2 separate regions of the Mus musculus genome follow, and region 1 is linked to region 2. A link is a contact called in ENCODE Hi-C or POLR2A ChIA-PET data. All regions are on one chromosome and are shown on one strand. Each heading gives the region's core, a stretch centred on a gene start or an enhancer-like site at or near the end of the contact. The rest is flanking DNA. Distances are from core to core; before and after follow the strand shown. Region 1 overlaps Rab31 (RAB31, member RAS oncogene family). Region 2 holds the start of Rab31 (RAB31, member RAS oncogene family).

What was found. Hi-C counts contacts between places; a loop is a spot of excess contacts on that map. ChIA-PET counts read pairs that join two places held with the same protein, here RNA polymerase II (POLR2A).
Region 1: a loop to region 2 is called in a map of heart, with 2.2 times the contacts of the local background. The contact joins the enhancer-like site here to the promoter of Rab31 in region 2. A Hi-C loop is called at or near these places in 10 of 37 maps with a recorded cell type or tissue (T-helper 1 cell, adrenal gland, gastrocnemius and 3 more). POLR2A ChIA-PET finds 5 or more read pairs at or near these places in 5 of 5 experiments (Patski and embryonic stem cell).

What each region holds. Positions count from the first base shown.
Region 1 is chr17:65,735,098-65,739,407 of GRCm38, forward strand. The region is part of intron 1 of Rab31 (RAB31, member RAS oncogene family); the gene reads right to left. Among named protein-coding and RNA genes, the nearest start is that of Rab31, 35 kb to the right of the region's middle. Within about 2 kb of position 2,679, at least 1 of the 3 ENCODE cell types and tissues checked has a DNase peak (open chromatin) inside an H3K27ac peak, as active enhancers do; it is heart, where a contact is called at or near this core.
Region 2 is chr17:65,771,394-65,775,704 of GRCm38, forward strand. Rab31 (RAB31, member RAS oncogene family) reads right to left here and starts at 1,359. Exons shown (of 7, transcript NM_133685.2): 1 at 1,113-1,359. The coding sequence starts at 1,151.

The sequences.
Region 1 (4,310 bases), core at 1,429-3,928, 35 kb before region 2:
TGACACTGACACATTTTTGTTCCACGATCTTCAAATTACTGCAGTTTAACATAGCTGTCACTTCTTTAAAAATAAAAAAAAGTCACATGTCACTGGGTACTGAGTCATAGTTAGAAGCTAAAAGTTCCAGGGTATGGGTGGGCAGCTCTTGATAACACATACTGTACATTTAAAAAATTAGAGGAAAGTATTTTGAAAGCATTTACCACAAATGATTGACAAATATCTGTGGAGGTGATTATTTTTAACTCAGTTGAAACATGATGTAACATACAAATGTATCACACACTATTGTGTTACCCACTGGTGTACATGTAACTTCCGACTTGTATCAGTTAGAATTTAAATTGTGTTTTTACTACTGTTATTGTATATACAATGTTTGTGTGCAGGTGCACATATATCGCATGTACATATGGCCCTGTGCACCTGTAGACATGTCCCCCTGCACCTGTAGACATGCCCCCTGTGCACCTGTAGACATGCCCCCTGTGCACCTGTAGACATGCCCCCCTGCACCTGTAGACATGCCCCCTGTGCACCTGTAGACATGCCCCCCTGCACCTGTAGACATGCCCCCTGTGCACCTGTAGACATGCCCCACTGCACCTGTAGACATGCCCCCATGCACCTGCAGTCATGCCCCCATGCACCTGTAGACAAACTCCAAGTGCTTCTTGTGGAAATATCTTTGATCTGAGACTTCACATGTACAGGGTTTTGAACCATTTCAAACAGTTTAAAAAAAAACTATTTAATACTAGTGTCTAACTCCTCTTTCTTCTAGAAAATATATATATATATATATATATATATATATATATATATTCCATATTAATATATATATATCATATTAACTGTTACAAATACTTTTATTGGGGCTGGAGAGATGGCTCAGTGTTTAAGGGCACTGACTGCTCTTCCAGAGGTCCTGAGTTCAAATCCCAGCAACCACATGGTGGCTCACAACCATCTGTAATGAGATCTAATGCCCTCTTCTGGTGTGTCTGAAGACAGCTACAGTGTACTCCTAGACATTAAATAAATAAATATTTTTAAAAAACACTTTTATTGAGTTGCAATTCATGTAATAAAATTAACCATTTTAAAGTGACAGGTTTGGTGGCATCTGGTACATTCACTTTGCTGTCCACTTACATAGTTCCCAAACATAGCTTGGTGAAATGTATCCATTAAGCCATGGACTCTCCGTTCTTGGCCCCCCTCCCCCCTCCACAGCCCCTAGCAATCACATCTGCCTATCTCCATGCATCTAGTACCATACAAAATTGTCACCTTTTCTGTCTGGTTTTCTTTGTTTAACAACAGAGTTTTAAGGCTCACCCTCATCAGACTATGCGACCGCCAGATTTCTCTTTCCTTGGTGCTGGGATACCTGGGCACACTAAGCAAGCATCTTACTACGGAGCTGCCCCAGCCCCCAGCCCGATTCTTTCCTGTCTGTGTATGGCCACCATTTGTTTATCCATTCACTGTTAATGGACTCCCAGACTGTATCTGTCATTTCTGAACAGGGCTGCTATGAACATCCATGTACAAGTACTTCTCTTGGGAGTGCCTTCACGCCCAGTAGCAGGATTCCCAAGTCCTGGGTGCTGGGATTAAAAGCAGGTGCTACCTAGCCTGGCTAAAAATAACATTTTGTCTAAACTTAAAAAAATATATACAAAAAAAAGAATGATTATCAAAGGAAGTCAACTCATTTCATGCTACAGCTATATCCCAGATATAAAATGTGTTAAGATTTTATTGACCTCATTGTTAATGATGTTGCAATCAATTAAAATATGTTGTCAAACCTAATTTTTAAAGTAAATAAATGGATATAGAACTGGATGTGGCACATGCCTTTAATCCCAGCACCCAGGAGGCTGAGGCAGGCTATCTCTGTTTGAGTTCTAGGTCAGCTTGGTCTACAATTTAAGTCCCAGGACAATCAGGGCTACACAGAGAAACCCTGTCTCGGCAAACAAACAAACAAACAGATACAAAAGAAATTTGCAAACACAAATTGGCTTTTTATGGAGAAGTTTGTTTTACCTGTGGCCAACAGACTTTTTATTAAATAGCTAGAAGCTTACATAGGACTTAAGTTGATCTCAGACAAGAGTAGAATCAGACATTTTAGAGTGTACAAATAAGTGCACAACGCACTTCCCCATTGGAGACAGTAAATGACCTTTTCCTGTTTGTTCTAAATTTCCTATCAAGGGCTGGCAAGATGACTCAGCTTGTAAAGACGCTGCCAGCCAAGCCCAAAAACCTGAGGTGGATCCCTGGGGACCCATGTGGCAGAAGGAGAGAACACCCCTCAAGATGCCGTCGGACCTCCATACACATACCACGGTATGAATGTACAGAGCCCATACAAGCACAAATGTAAAGGTAAGGGGTGGTGGGACAAAAAGATTAAATTTCCTATCTATAGGACATGAAAAAATAAAAGGGGGAAAAAAAACTAAAGGAGAGCGCAAGAAAAGGAATTGGCAAAGACAATTATTTCACTAATCAAGTTGGGAAGCAGAAGGACTGCAGAACGCTGGGCTTGTGCCCCTCAGCAGTGGCAGGAGCCTAAGACCACAGGAAAGAGAGATGCAGATCTGGCCTGCAAGCGGGCTATGGCTGGCTGATGCCTGGGCTTCTCTGACTCATGGTGTGTCAGGGGTGAGTAACAGAACTGGTTTTGCACTGGAGCGGACAGGCTGGAGCAGCTGGAAGCAGGACAGGAAGCGCATCCGGACAATGGAAGCTCACTATCTTTCCACAACTACACCAGCAGGGACCTGTGGTGAAGGGTTACACCAGCGCTCCCTTCCTTAGGAACTAGCCTGAAAACTCCAGGGATGACCCTCACAAGGCTTGGAGTGTAGTTCTGTGGTACCAGGGAGAAAACACTCAGCTGTATGTTCCTTAGGCCTTACACCTCCAGTTGTTTGACTCAAGACAACATCTATCTGTCCTGTTTATTTTCTGCAACAGTTCCTGACTCAATTAAAGTTACTTTTCCTTTCCATCAGCTGGCAATGTACAAACAGAAGAAGTTACCAGATGCAAGAGTAGAAAGAAAGGGCTGGAGAGATGGCTCGGTGGTTAAGAGCACTGACTGCTCTTCCAGAGGTCCTGAGTGCAAGTCCCGGCGACCACATGATGGCACACAACCATCTGTAATGGGATCTGATGCCCTCTTCTGGTGTGTGTCTGAAGATAGCTACAGTGTGTTCATATAAATGCAAATAAATCTATCTTAAAAATAAAAAAGAGAGAGAAAGTAGAAAGAAAAGTCACAAAATTCTCAGGAAATACATGATTCTAAGGAAAAGTAGGCCTAGGGGGCTGAATTCTGAACACCTTACCCCAGGAGAAAATTCCAGTCCAGGGCATGGTTCATCTTTGTTTTTGTTTTGTGCTACTGTGAATCAAACTCTAGTCAAGGTCTCATGGTTGTTGGACCAACTGAGCTGTGTCCTGGCTCTTTCCTACTTTTGTTTTGGAACAAGATCTCACTAAGTAGCCCAGGCTGGCCTTGATTTCACCATAGCCCAGGCTGGCCTTGATTTCACCATAGCCCAGGCTGGCCTTGAGCCCACCTTAGCCCAGGCTGGCCTTGATTTTACCACAGCCCAGATACTCCTTGAACTTGGGATTCTCCTGCCTTCAGCCTCCCCAGCTGCTTTAATTCTGCCTCCTGAGTTTAAAGACACGAGCTACCACACCGGTATTGGATTGTTTCTTAAATGAGGATTATTTATAAATAAAAATATATTAGAAGGCAGGAAAAAAAAAACAATGGAAAAAAAAAAGATACACAGAACATCCTTAAGGGCCCTGGAAGCTCCCTTCCAGTCTCCATCAGGATCTACTATGGTTCTTCTTCCTGGTGGCGCGTCTGTGTCCAAGACTGCTCTGGCTGGAAGGAAGGCTGGCAATGGCTGGAAACCCGCAGCTCTGCAGTGCGGAGCATCACTGCAGTCTGCACCAGGGCTCAAAAACCTCAAAGCCCAGCCCTGCTGCTCCTGGAAGACGCTTAGCCAGCCCTATCCAAGCCCGTTTGAAAAAAGGTAATCCCGCCAGGCATGGTGGCACACGCCTTTAATCCCAGCACTTGGGAGGCAGAGGCAGGCAGATTTCTGAGTTCGAGGCCAGCCTGGTCTACAGAGTGAGTTCCAGGACAGCCAAGGCTACACAGAGAAAACCTGTCTCGAAAAACGAAAAAGAAAGGAAGGAAGGAAGGAAGGAAGGAAGGAAGGAAGGAAGGAAGGAAGGAAGGAAGGAAAAAGGTAATCCCAAAT
Region 2 (4,311 bases), core at 109-2,608:
ACCAACCACTAGCTAAGGGGAAGTGCCAAGGGCAGTGTGAGGATCCGACTTCCATCAAAGGATTCGGCGGGGCCCAGGTGAAACCACAAGTCCCTGGTGCACCAGATCCTAATCCACAACATCGCCTGTATTCACCTCCATAACCATCCTGATTAGCATTTCTTTGAGGAGAATGAATGCGGCCCTACTCTTTTATTTAGGAAATACTTTTCCTTGCAGTGCCAGATTTGCCAACTTCAAGGGCAGGGCGGTATGCCCAGTGATAATGCCAAAGACTACAGAAGACTGCAGAGAACATGGCTTATAACATTAGCTCTTATTTGGGAAGACTTCGGGAATTTGTTGTGGGTAGCCCCAAGGAAATGACCCCCAAACACTGAATCCCTGGGGGGGGGCAGATTTCAAGGGACAGCGCAGTGTGCCGGAGTTTGTCAGTCTGGCCCTCCAGTCTCGGAGTTTGGATGTTGTTTCTTTCTTTGTTTCTGACTGCTTTTATATTTCTTGGGACTAAGACTCGTTTTGGAAGAGGAAGGGTGTTGGGGGCGGGTGTTTCTCATCCTGCTTCATTTTCATCCACTGCACGGAAAGTGTGCTGAACACACAGTTCATACAGAGTTTGCTCTTAATACTTCGCAGTCGGGCCAAAACCCCGGTACTCCCTCCCTTGCTTGGAAGGATTGGTTTGTTGGTTTGTTTTCGGAGAGAATAAAGAAATTGCCATCACTACTCCCTACCTACCCCCGCAGGAGGCAGAGGAAAACCTAACTTAAACACTCCTCCGGGAGGGAGCCACCAGTGGCAGAGGCAAGAGTCCTAGGGGCCCAGGGGCTGCATGACCCGCTGTCCTCTGGTCCTCAACAATCCCCCCCACCTCCCACCCCTCCACCCCGCCCTGCCCGACCCGCAGCCTGGCGAGCCCCAAGGTTGCCAGATACCCGGCCGCAGATGCAGCGATCCGGGGCGCTCGGGAGAATCTGGTGGCGGGCGGAGGCGGCTGGTGCCGGGCGCGGGATGGAGCGCGCGGGACATGGGGAAGCGCACGGGAGGCGGGCAGCGCAGAGACAATGGCGCACAGAAGCCGGGATCCCCCGTAGGATGGCTCCAGGACTTACCCCGAGAAGACACACTTTGAGCTCCCGTATCGCCATCATGTGCTCTGGGTCGGGCCCGGCCGGGGCTCAGCAGCATCGTCCGGGCCACACCGCGCCCAGCCTGCGTCCTGCTGTCTCCCAGGACTCTCGCCGGCCGCGGGGCGGAACCGCCAAGGCGGCTATTTCTGGGCCTCGGCCTCCGCTGTCGGTCACGTGCTGCCGGCCGGCTCCTCCCGTCACGTCTAGTCTAGCCTGGCCGCCGGGCTTCGGCTCCGCCCGGGCCCCGGTCCGCTTCGGCCTCCAGTGACCACCCAACATCTGACTTGTGGGCAAATCATCCCCTTCCGTGATCAGCTCTGAGCCCGGTCGGGCACCACTTGCCCTGGACACACGACCCGTCGCGTCATAAAGAGCCATTGGAACAGTTTATGCTGTTGGCTGTGGTCCCAAGGAAGCACTTCAAAGTCTCTGGGTAGTCCCACCATAAAGTGACTCTGACCTCCAGATGCAAGAAACATCAGCGAGAAACCGGGATGAGGGGAGGAAAGGGTTAACTTGTCCCTTCTAATACCCAGGCTTCAAATCGCTTCCTCCCAACACTTCACTTTACTCTGCATGCATTCTTTTCTGTATGCAGCAAAGGATGACTCAAGGATGATTCGAGAAGCAGTCAGGTGTTTTGGCTTCCAAAACTGGAGCACCAGGGCCTGGGAAAAGAGAGGTGCACTCTGTAGAGGAAGCCCCCTTTCTCCATGTAGAAAAACGCTACAGCTATGTGGGCAGGAGCCCAGCCACAACTGGGGGGCTGGCAACCCTTCTGCAAACTCCTCTACTAGGAAACTGAGGCTACGTGCAGCGTCACACAGAGGGGCCATGGCCTCTGGTCTTTGTATGGTCCGTTGTTCCTCCAAGCCTCTGGGATGACTTCATTTGTTGCTGTGTAGAAATGACAGCTCTTTAAGAATAATCTAAATTTACTGGTACTACTAATTGTATGCATATGTTTTAAACAGCAACACTGGACGTGGCTCTGTTGGGAGAGTGCTTGCCCAGCATGCCTGATAACTGTTAGAAGGATTGATCCAGGCAACCTGGAAATAAAACAGAAGCCCTTTAATGAGAACAGTGAAGAGCAGTTCTCATTACCTGGCTTTCTTGCCAGGCAGGTGTTCTTATCAGTATGCTGAGTCTGGAGTTCTCACCAGAAGAGGGCATCAGATCTCATTACAGGTGGTTGTGAGCCACCATGTGCTCACATGTGGTTGCTGGGATTTGAACTCAGGACCTTCAGAAGAGCAATCGGTGCTCTTCACCGCTGAGCCATCTCTCCTGCCTGAAAGCCAGTTTTAAGAAGTGTTTAAAGGTTTGAAGTATATGGACGTCTGGTCTGCATGTACATCTGCACATCAGAAGAGGGCATTGGTGAGCTACATTTGTGAGCTGCCATGTGGGAGGTTGGAGTACGGGACCTGGGCTCTGAACTCAGCATCTCTGGAAAATCAGCCAGTGCTCTTAACTGCAGAGCCATGTCTCCAGGCACCCAAAGCAAGTTTTGACAAAGCATTCTGCAGCCTCAGTTCTCTGGCCTCTCTCATAACTTGTCCCATCTGATCAATGGCTCCTGCCATTTTTTCCCCCTGTGGTTATCTGGCAGGCCAGATAGAAGCTACTCAGGCCCAAAGTGGCCTCTCAGGGTGGGAAATTCCAAAGCAAGGTCCACAGAAGGAACTCTAGAACTCTGGAGTCAAAACAGGTCCCAGAACAAACTTGCAATCAATTAAATTACCCAGAGTAACAGGAACTTTGTGTCAAAGTACAGGTTCATAGAAGTCTGCTTGTCCAGACTGAATTGATCAAAAAGTAGTCATGTGGACACAGGTCTTATTCAAGATCTCTTTTGTGTCAGTATCTCTCCTTGATTCAGCATCCAAGGACAGCCAGCTCTGTGTGGGCAGACTGAAGACAGGCTACCCGACATTGCCTAGTCCCCACACAATACCGCCTCTATGCTCGGGTTTGCTTAGCTGACAACTGTTAGACACAGTTGCAGACACCTTGGCCAAACCTCTTCCTGCCTTCCCTGGTACCTACGGGCTCCGTAACAAGTAGGATCTGACCCTCTGTACTCAAGGGTGCCCCTTGTAAAGCTGAGGTATGTTTTCCTTTTATTACTTCCTGTGGACTGAGGGTGACTCATGGAACTGCAGGGCATGCTGACGAGCGTGGACTCTGCCCAGAAGGACAAGCACAGACAAAATGACCACCTGTCCCCTTCATCTTTCCAGCACTTCTCTCCTTCTCTTCTCCACTACTCTGAGTGTCTAAGATGCACTAAGATGTGGTTTTTAGACTCCCCTAACAGGTCCCCTGCCCAAGCTGGGGGGCCTCATTGAGAATTATTCCAACCTGTTGGTCTTCTCAACTCATGAACCCACTAAAAACATCCTCTTTCCTAACTCACTGTAGTCAAGTTTCTTGCGGGTGGGGAGTATGGCTTGAAATTTGTTTGTTTGTTTGTTTGTTTGCTTGCTTGCTTGTGGCTGCTGCTGTTTGTTTGGGAGACAGAATCTTGAGGAGCCCAGGCTGACCTCAGACTCACTGTGTAGCTGAGGCCGGCCTCAAGCTCTCCACGAGATTTTGCCTCATCTCCTCAGGTACTGGGATGACAGCACGTGCCACCACACCTGGCTTCCTTGTGGTAAAGTCTTGCTTTCTGCCTCGTGTGGCAACACTAGTCTTGTCAGCCAGACATGTTCATGGGTTTATTCTCTTCCTCACCGGGTTCTCCTCCTGGACACTTTGATATGGCCTCGTAAAAAAACAGAGATCCACCGGGCGTGGTGGCGCACGCCTTTAATCCCAGCACTCGGGAGGCAGAGGCAGGCGGATTTCTGAGTTCGAGGCCAGCCTGGTCTACAGAGTGAGTTCCAGGACAGCCAGGGCTACACAGAGAAACCCTGTCTCGAAAAACCAAAAAAAAAAAAAAAAAAAAAAAAGAAAAACCCAAAAACAAAAAACAAAAAAACCAGAAATCCCTGAGATTAAGCCAAGGACATGCGTAAAGTTGAACCCAGAAGGAGGACAGATGACTGAGAGGAAATAGTTTAGGAATGTCTTAGGAATGACAGATGCTAAGTAGCTTCCAGGTTTTTGTGCTCTGTTTACTTTATGACAGGTTCGTGTTTTGTCACTGAGGCACTCAGACCTTGTAAAAACAAGT